Linked DNA regions of Homo sapiens: region 1 is linked to region 2. The links are chromatin loops, found by intact Hi-C in ENCODE. Cell type or tissue: mammary epithelial cell. All regions are shown on one strand. Each heading gives the region's core, and the rest is flanking DNA. Links, peaks and the distances in the headings are about the cores only. Region 1 overlaps ARL15 (ARF like GTPase 15). Region 2 has its middle 150 kb from the start of MOCS2-DT.

What was found. Peaks named below come from ENCODE experiments on the same cell type or tissue, not always from the same donor. Only the 100,000 strongest peaks of a DNase experiment are listed, where the experiment ranks them.
Region 1: it touches region 2 in a loop (7-fold over the local background); 1 of 110 quality-filtered maps calls a loop at or near these places.

What each region holds. Positions count from the first base shown.
Region 1 is chr5:53,989,997-53,994,396 of GRCh38, forward strand. The region is part of intron 4 of ARL15 (ARF like GTPase 15); the gene reads right to left. Among named protein-coding and RNA genes, the nearest start is that of MIR581, 41 kb to the left of the region's middle. In mammary epithelial cell, for the core only: a CTCF peak has its summit at 2,169 (motif pointing left); no DNase peak of the experiment used is centred there.
Region 2 is chr5:53,259,905-53,264,304 of GRCh38, forward strand. No RefSeq gene overlaps it. Among named protein-coding and RNA genes, the nearest start is that of MOCS2-DT, 150 kb to the left of the region's middle. In mammary epithelial cell, for the core only: a CTCF peak has its summit at 2,661; a DNase peak (open chromatin) is centred at 2,677; H3K27ac peaks cover 1,209 bases.

The sequences.
Region 1 (4,400 bases), core at 114-4,113, 730 kb after region 2:
GCTGAGGCGAGAGGATCACTTGAGTCTGGGAGTTCAAAACCAGCCTGGGAAATGCAGTGAAACCCATTGAAAAATTTAAAAATTTGCTGGGCATGGTGGCACACGCCTGTGGTCCCAGCTACTTGAGAGGCTGAGGCAGCAGGATCGCTCAAGCCCAGGTCGTCTATAGTGAGCTAGGATCACTATAGTGAGCCAGGCTGCACTCCAGCCTGGGCAGCAGGGCCAGGCCCTGTCTCTAAAAAAAAAATAGTTAAAAAAAAACACATCATATTGCTACAAAGACAATATGTAAAACCCACTGCAATTGTTACATAAAAGAATGCTCCTAGAGTAGATTTTGTGCAGATGATAAGCCAGGTAAAATCTGGAAATACAATTTCTTCTTTTTAGTTCAGGGAAAGCCAGGTTCCTCAGTATAAGTAAATCTTAAATAAGTTTTTAAAAATACCAAATCAATTTAAAGTGCTAACAGCCTTACCAGGATGTAAATTCTTAAACAATTAGCTTCATTCCCAACAGGATCAAACACAAGCACACAGCCAAGACAGTTTAGCTCCTAAGCTTGGTGCGTTCAAAGAGAATCTTGACTTGAGCTGAGTGTGATCTCCAGATGCAATACAACCCTTCTACACACAGATCCATGGGAAAGCATTTTCTGGAAACAGATGCACCTTGTTTAAAACCAAAGTTGTGTTTCTGAAGAAAGCTGGGTACAAATAGAATTTTTAAAAATTGAATCATATTTTAAATGCCCTGGGGATGCTCATATCACAGGGAACCCTCTTATGAATGATTCTGCAAGAGAAGAATTATTTTATGAATTGAAAAAGCACCTCTAATTTATTTGCTGCACTGATTTTTTGAATTTTGTTTTCAAAATTCAAAAAAATTTTGAAATTATGTGCTAATTATGTGCTTGCCTTTTGTGGCTTATTCCGAATATCTTAACAAAGAAACACTATTTTTTTTTCTCTTTGAATGTTTGATTTTGAAATATTTGCTTTTAATATAGTCTTTTCATATAGTCTAATTCCTCTCACTCCCTACCCCCACCCCATGGGTATAATTCCATTTTTGAAGTGGAAGCCAATGAGATAACTGAATTGAATGTACTGGAACTTATTTTATGGTCAAATTTTAGGAACGCATCTGTTATACTTGGTAGGGAATATAGATTCTATTAGATCTAAACAGAATGAAAGGGAGCCGGGGCATGGTGTCTCTATTTGCTGTTGAACAGCTGATATAAAAGGAATTGAAGCAGGCCATGTACGGTGGCTCACGCCTGTAATCCCAGCACTTTGGGAGGCCGAGGCAGGCAGATCACCTGAGGTAAGGAGTTCGAGACCAGCCTGACCAATATGATGAAACTCCATCTCTACTAAAAATACAAAAATTAGCCAGGTGTGGTTGCATGCGCCTGTAATCCCAGCTACTCAGGAGGCTAAGATAGGAGAATCGCTTGAACCTGGGAGGCGGAGGTTGCAGTGAGCTGAGATTGCGCCATTGCACTCTAGCCTGGGCAATAAGCTCGAAACTCCATCTCAAAAAAAAAAAAAAAAAAAGGGGGGGCGGGGGGCAATTGAAGCAATGAGTGTAAACACCTTGGCTCTGTAGCTGACCCTATCAGGTGGGGAAGAACAGAGCAAGATCAGAAGTATGCTTCTATTCACAAAATCTTCTATAGACATGTTTGATTCAACTCCAAGACACCAAGTTAACTTTCAGCAGAGGTTCCCAAATTTTCTTGATTCATGAATCTCCCACGTAGTGGGAGAGTGATTAATCTCCCACTATGGTGGTGTCTTTAGGCCAAAAGAAATACCTAACAGTTAACTTATTAAGTACCTACGTTCAAACAACTACTAAGGAGCTGTCCTAATAACTTGGTAGCAGTTTGAAAAAAATAATACTTATAAATTGAAAGAAAAAAGGTATATTTTTATTTCATTCTTAACCACAACTACTCACTAAAGTATGCGTACACCTTTCGGGTATGCACAACTTCTCAAATCTTGGAATCATATTGGATAGAGTTGCCTTCATTTCCCATACCAAATTGTTGCCATGCAGTACTTGCTTTGTATCAAGTTAACCTCCAAAAACCCAACCTTAGAAAGATATGACATCGTCAAAAGGAATGTAGCGCCATCTAATGTTGAAGCTGTGAACTACCTCAATCTAGTAATGCACTGGGTACTTGACAGATACCAAACATTGCTGTGTTTTCCTCTAAAATTTAAAACATCCCCTATGAGTTGACTGTGGTACCCTTGGGTGCCCTGGTATACAGTTTGGGAACTACAAGTTTAAATAAAGACAAGTAGACTTTCCATTTTCCTGAATGACTGAACAATGTCATAACACTTCAATACCTGCTCAGTATACATATAACACACACAGAGGAAATCTATACTTGCTTCTACACACATCTTATACCTAGTTAAAAGCACTGTCATTCCAGGTTAGGTTACAATTTTAAAGGCAATACTTTTATGGCAGTACCTACCCAAATGCATTTTTAAACTGTATTCCATTAAATTTCACCTTTGCTTTCACAATTTTGTATCTGGCATGTGATTCCATTTAGGTTATACTAGGAAAAAACATTTTTATTTTCTCAAATAACTAACGTTTTGTGTTGTAATAAAACCTAATGTCTAGTACCAACAATGTCATGGACTCTACCATGTTAGATGCCCATCCATCTCAAATGTGTAAGATATCACATATTTAGGCACAATGGCTGTACAGTATTGGTACATTGCATGAAAAGGTCACAGGCCAGCCACAGTGGCTCACGCCTGTAATCTCAGCACTTTGGGAGGCCGAGGTGGGTCGGGAGTTTGAGACCAGCCAGACCAACATGGAGAAACCCTGTCTCTACTAAAAATATAAAATTAGCTGGGCGTAGTGGCGCATGCCTGTAATCCCAGCTACTCAGGAGGCTGAGGCAGAAGAATCGCTTGAACCCGGGAGGTGGAAGTTGCTGTGAGCCAAGATGGCGCCATTGCACTCTGGCCCGGGCAACAAGAGTAAAACTCCTTCTCAAAAAAAAAAAGAAGTTAAAAAATGTGGCCATTTCTTTGTGGAAAAAAAGATATTAAAAGCACTAATTTAGGATGATGTTAAGTAGAAATGTGTCATTTCACCTGATACACATTTTCGTCTAGGAAACACAGTGCAGATTGTTAATGATAGAATAATCCCACTCCTAGTCGTTAGCCTTGGAACCAAACTGTTAACTCTCTTCTTTCCTTTGAGCATAGCCTATTTATTTCTATTTGCTGTTGAGGATAAACCACTGATTGAGTCATAGAATGCAGTTTTGGGCTGGGCATGGTAGCTCGTGCCTGTAATCCTAGCCTTTGTGAGGCTGAGGCAGGAAGATCCCTTGGGCCCAGGGTTCAAGACCAGCCTGGGCAACATAGGAGACCCTGTCTCTAAAAAATAAAGAAGGAATGATGAAGATAATGATGATGATGACAGTTTTGCAATCATCTCACAATTTCCTTTTCTATCTTTGAAATCAAACTCTGTCCTTACATTGCCTATTTCAACTTTCTGCACCTTTTACCTTGCCTATTTCAGCTTTCTGCATGTTTACCTCATATTGCTTTTGCCCTGGGGTTCTCCTCCCTCCTTAGAGTTTTATCTGTCTGTGCACTTTCTTTCCTCTCTCTGCTACTTTGCAAAAGCCTCCCACACAATTCTAGGTAATAGCAATTTAACAACATGCCCTCAGGTGGAATAATCAGCCATCATGATTAGTTAGAGTCAGGTCCTGGCTGAATCTGGGATTAGGGATGGGTGTCTCCTCAGGACCAAGGCAGTCTAGTCTCAGAAGAATAGAATTAAAGGGAAAATTCCAGTTTCATTAAGTGTGGCATTTTTTAATCAGCAAGTCACAGAACCTTATTACCAACATGTATTAAAATGAACTCCATTTTAATGGCAGTGTGTCCATTGTCAAGATATTTGTGGTTCACTATGGCAAGTAAGTTCATGCGTCCTAACCCAATCCAGTGGGGGTAAATGAATGAGCTGAAAGAGACTGGAATAACCACGTTGATAAGGATATCACAATGTAATTACTGAAAAGATGCCACTTTGGGACCCTTGCTCTTTTCTTTAACAGATTGGTATTTTGTTACTTTTAAACATTCCGTCATATAGTATTCCACCTGAAGAATATTTTAGCTCATATAATGACATTTAAGAAAAATATAGCAAAAAACCTAGAAGCCTTCTCCAGTGCCAAACTCATTTAGAAAGTTTAGCTTCTGACTAATGCAATGATGCAATGTAATACTACCAAATTCTTTCATCATATTTAGGAGTAAGTGATTACTTGTGGAAACTGTAATGTTTCCTAACAAACCGAGTGTTTCAGGGACAGA
Region 2 (4,400 bases), core at 272-4,271:
TGCTTTGCGGGCCCTCATCCCTGTGGAGTCTGAATCCCTAGTGACTATGTCCTTATCAGGCTGGGCTTACTATGGTTGCATTTACACCTAAAAGTGGACATGGGAAAACCAAAAGATGTCAAGATGGATCAACTTAACGACAAAAATATTCTCCACTCCTCTATTATATAGCAGCAACCAAACCTGTTGATGACTGGGGTAAATTACCCTCTAATAGGTAACTATTTTCTTAGCATGCTGGTCTACTACCATGAGGAGCCCCAAAATGACCACACAACAAGTGTTTATTCAGATTCTTAATGTGTCTTTGAGGGGAAGAGTCCCTCCCACTCCAGGAACCAGGACCTCCACAACAACAAAGCTTATGGTTGCAGGAATGAGAAGCACAAAGTTTCCAAGTGGTCAATGGGAATGATGTTAAGTAGAGCCACTTCTACTTACACCCTTTGGGTCCCTGAATTTTATATTCTACCTATTAGGGACAGAACAGCCAAGGACCTTTGGTTTAATGTACATACCACATATTGCAGGATAGCACCCCATCCTTGCAGAGTGTCATCTCCAAGTTGGTACCTCAGCTGAGAAGAGGTGATCCCACTGGTTTTGGGATGATGTCATGTGTGTTAGAAATAGTGGATCCCATGGTCATGTGGTCACCATCCCACTTCTGCCACTAAAACTGGTTCCTTTGTTCAAGGAAGTATCATGTGAGATCCCATGTTAGTACATGAGATACTTCATGAACCTTTGAATCATGATGCTGACCAAAGCATAAAAGGTCACCCCTCACTGGAATACAAGACAATCTTGTCAGAATGAATCACTGTTCCTTTAGGGCAGAAGAGGATCCAAAGTAAAAACTTGCCCCCAAGTAGTTGCTTGGCCTCCTTGAGAAATGATGTCTTAGTAGGGAATCGCCATTGGTCTTGGTGGCAATAGGCTGGATATTAGTAACAGAAGTAATTTGATCAGCCTTCATGAGAGAGAGAGAACCTCAGCCTCACTCTCTGCCACTAGGTCCACTCCATTCAAAAGCCCATTGCACAATCCCTGAGATGGCTGAGAACAGAGGCAAACTGATCTCTATCTTGCCCACTTTTCATTTTTTTTTTAGCACCTCTTCTGTACAAAGTTACTTACATTTTGTTACACTAAGTTACTCATACTTTGTGCTTACTTCTATAGGTCAAACCCCATGCCTCTTCCTCAGACATCCTTATTGTTGACCTTCCAGTCTGGTTCCTTCCAAGCTCCTCACCAACCAACTAAACCATTTACCACTGTCCATGAGTTTATGTATATTCAACCAGCTAAGCCATTCACCATTGCCTACGGGTCTAGAGATATCTTAATCCTAGTCCACGTCCCATTCCAACAAAGGAACTAAAACAGATCACTCACTGAAGAGCTGCCCATTTGAAGAGTTATCTCTCACCACTGTCACTTTCTATGTGACTGTAGTAGAGCGGCAGTGCGTTATTAGCTTATACCCACATACCAACATGACTGATTCATGAACCCAGCTCAGGCTCTTGCCTCTTCCATTGGCCACTGAAAAGAAAGCCCCAGAGACCATAGCTGTGAGCTGAGAAAGAGGCAATGGTGAAACACTAGCATGTGACATGGAAATAAGTGCCATGCAGCCTACTTTCACTCTCTGAACTATCTCAAGCCCCATCCTGGATCTACTACTGGCATTTTATCTGAGCCCAAACTTATTACTTGGTAGGCTGACAGTATCCAACTTATAATGGAAAGACATGGCTGAATGAGCACTTGTTAACACATCAATAGATGCTCATCTTCTACCAGGGTCTAATAGCATGCCAGGATGTTTTTCAAATGGTGTGTAATACTCTGTGGCAGATGGCATAAACTTGCTCCAGAATCCTATGCTACAATTCTCTTATTGTGGCTCTCCAGAGGCTCCACGCAGTGTTTTATCTTTCTATATTTTTATTTTTATTTTCAGTCAGCTTTCTCAGGTTGAACAGGCATTACTTTTCTACTAGATATACCTGTACTACCATAGGATCTGCCCAAGAGGCAGCACTGGTTGCTCCACAGCCCAGAATTGCTTCAGAGTCCTTTCTTGCTCTAAGATCCACTCAGAACTAGCAGTGTTTCACTTTGTAATAAATGGGTCACAGAAGTATTCCCAAGTACAGAATATGTTGCCTTTATAACCCAAAGAGGCCTACCAAGGAATGTGCTTCTTTCTTAGTGTTAGGAAGTATAAGGCACAACAATCTGTTCTTCACATTGAATGAAGATATTCCAGCATGCCTTATAACACTGGAACACATAAAAAGGTCACTAATGTGACTGGCCCTTGAACTCTTTTAGAACTTATCTATTTCCCTCAGGAGCACAGGTGTCTTACCAGGGCTTACATTTACCACTTCTTGCATATAAGGTCTAACGAACAAGATATCAATAAAAGGGATCAGTAGTGCAATGTTCTACAGAAAGTCAAGATGATTCACCTATCTTCAGTTTATAATGTGACGGATAGGAGAATAAACATAGCCCTTGGGTAAGACTGTAGATAGGTACAGTTGTCTATCTCATGTGAGTGTGAATTGTTACTGATCATCATTTCTGATGACTATTGAAAAGAATGAATTTGTCAGCTTCATCCCTTCATGCTACACAAGGAGGCGGTGTTGCTCTGCTCTCGTGAAGATACCACATTTGACACAACAACTGCAATTAGCTTTCTTTAGCCCAATATCATCCTGCCATAGCCATCAGTTTTTTTTTTTTCAGGAACAGGACTAGTGAATTAATTGGGGATATGATGAAGATGACCACCCTCTGCATTCCTTAAATTTTTAATCTTCCAACTTCTTCAAAAGTGATGTTTTCACTTACGTTTTTGTTCAAGGTGGAAGCCATTTCAGGTGCTCCTACCTGGCTTCTCTGACTACAGTAATTTTTATTTAAAGGTCAAGGAGCTAATGTGAAACTTCTGCTTACTACCAAGTATGTTCATTCAGTTTATGTGTTCAAAAACAAAGGAAATGTCCAGCAGGTAAGCCTTTAACCCCAATAAACACATTGAAATAGACATAGTCCAAGACTTCATCTTTTTACCTGGCCCTCATAAGCCTCTAGTCAAACAGAGGATGATTGAGGGACTTTTGTTCCCTTGGTATGAGGATCAGCTCAGACCCTGATCCATCAGTCTTTAAACTGTTAAGGCGTGTCCCTCTCCAAAGGGCCTAGTTTCCCCCAGAGGGAAGGACTGAATATATCCCTACTGTATGGCTTCTGGGGTTGCTGAGTGTTTTTTGTAGATATCTGGCCACTCTTTCAGCTGACAGGTTCTATGTCTAAGCATTGCTTCACTATACATACTTGACAAGAAAGTGTGGCTTTCCATTGTGGTAGCTGCCCTCTGCTTTCTACTCACACATTTATGAACTATTTTGATTGTGCACATATATTAAGCAACACCATTGTTGGCTGCCCATCTATCTTGCCCTTAGGAACATTTCTTGGCTTCCATTCCAAGCTTCTGCTCATTATGATACTTACAGTTGCCTTGCCTCTCTCAGTGAAGTGCAGCTACCTGGCCATTTCTGGATCCTAACTCGCATGTCTGTAACAGCATCTCCTATTGAGGCCCAGTGTAGAGGACAGCCACCTCTAAGCTTCTCAAAGATACTAGTTCTTCTTCACTACCACATTTCTTATTGCTTTGATAAGTAGATTCTTCCCCTAGACCTCTCAAGGAATATACTCAAATGGTGGCTTTTCCAGCCTTATTTAGTAGCCCAACTTAGCATGGCCACTTCCCAAAATTTTTAATACCTTTCTTCACAGTCTGCCACAGAAGTTTTGGCATCTCTACTTCATTTAATGTTCTACATTAAATGAAGTGTTTGGAAAACTCTGGCTCTCAAGTCAGATCCAGCCGGTTTCCTTTTTTGGTAAGGAAAGTTTTATTGAAACACTCAATTTACTGGCAACACCCATTTGTCTACATATTGGCCATATGACCTTCAAAGCCTAAAATATTTGTTACCTAACCCATTACAGAGAAAGTTTGCTGACATTTGATGGAGGGCATTACTTTTCCCAATCTTCTAACCACCACCCTGGTATAGCATTAAAACTGCCCCTTGGCCCTTTACCAAAGTGTCAAATCCTGGGTCACAGAATGGTGCCCCCATTTCAACACTCTATTCCTTCTCCAGTCTTATATTACTCCCTCATTCAGCTGGCTTCTTCAGGATTCCCAGGCATTATGTCCTTGTTCCTGTCAGTACGTGTTAACTAGGTCCAGCCACTGTTTTGGTATTTAATACTGCTTCTCCTTTAGCAGTCTAGCACTTTCTAGTATAATTTTGCTGAAATTTGGCCCAAGTTATGGGCCTGATGAGCAAAAGGAGAAG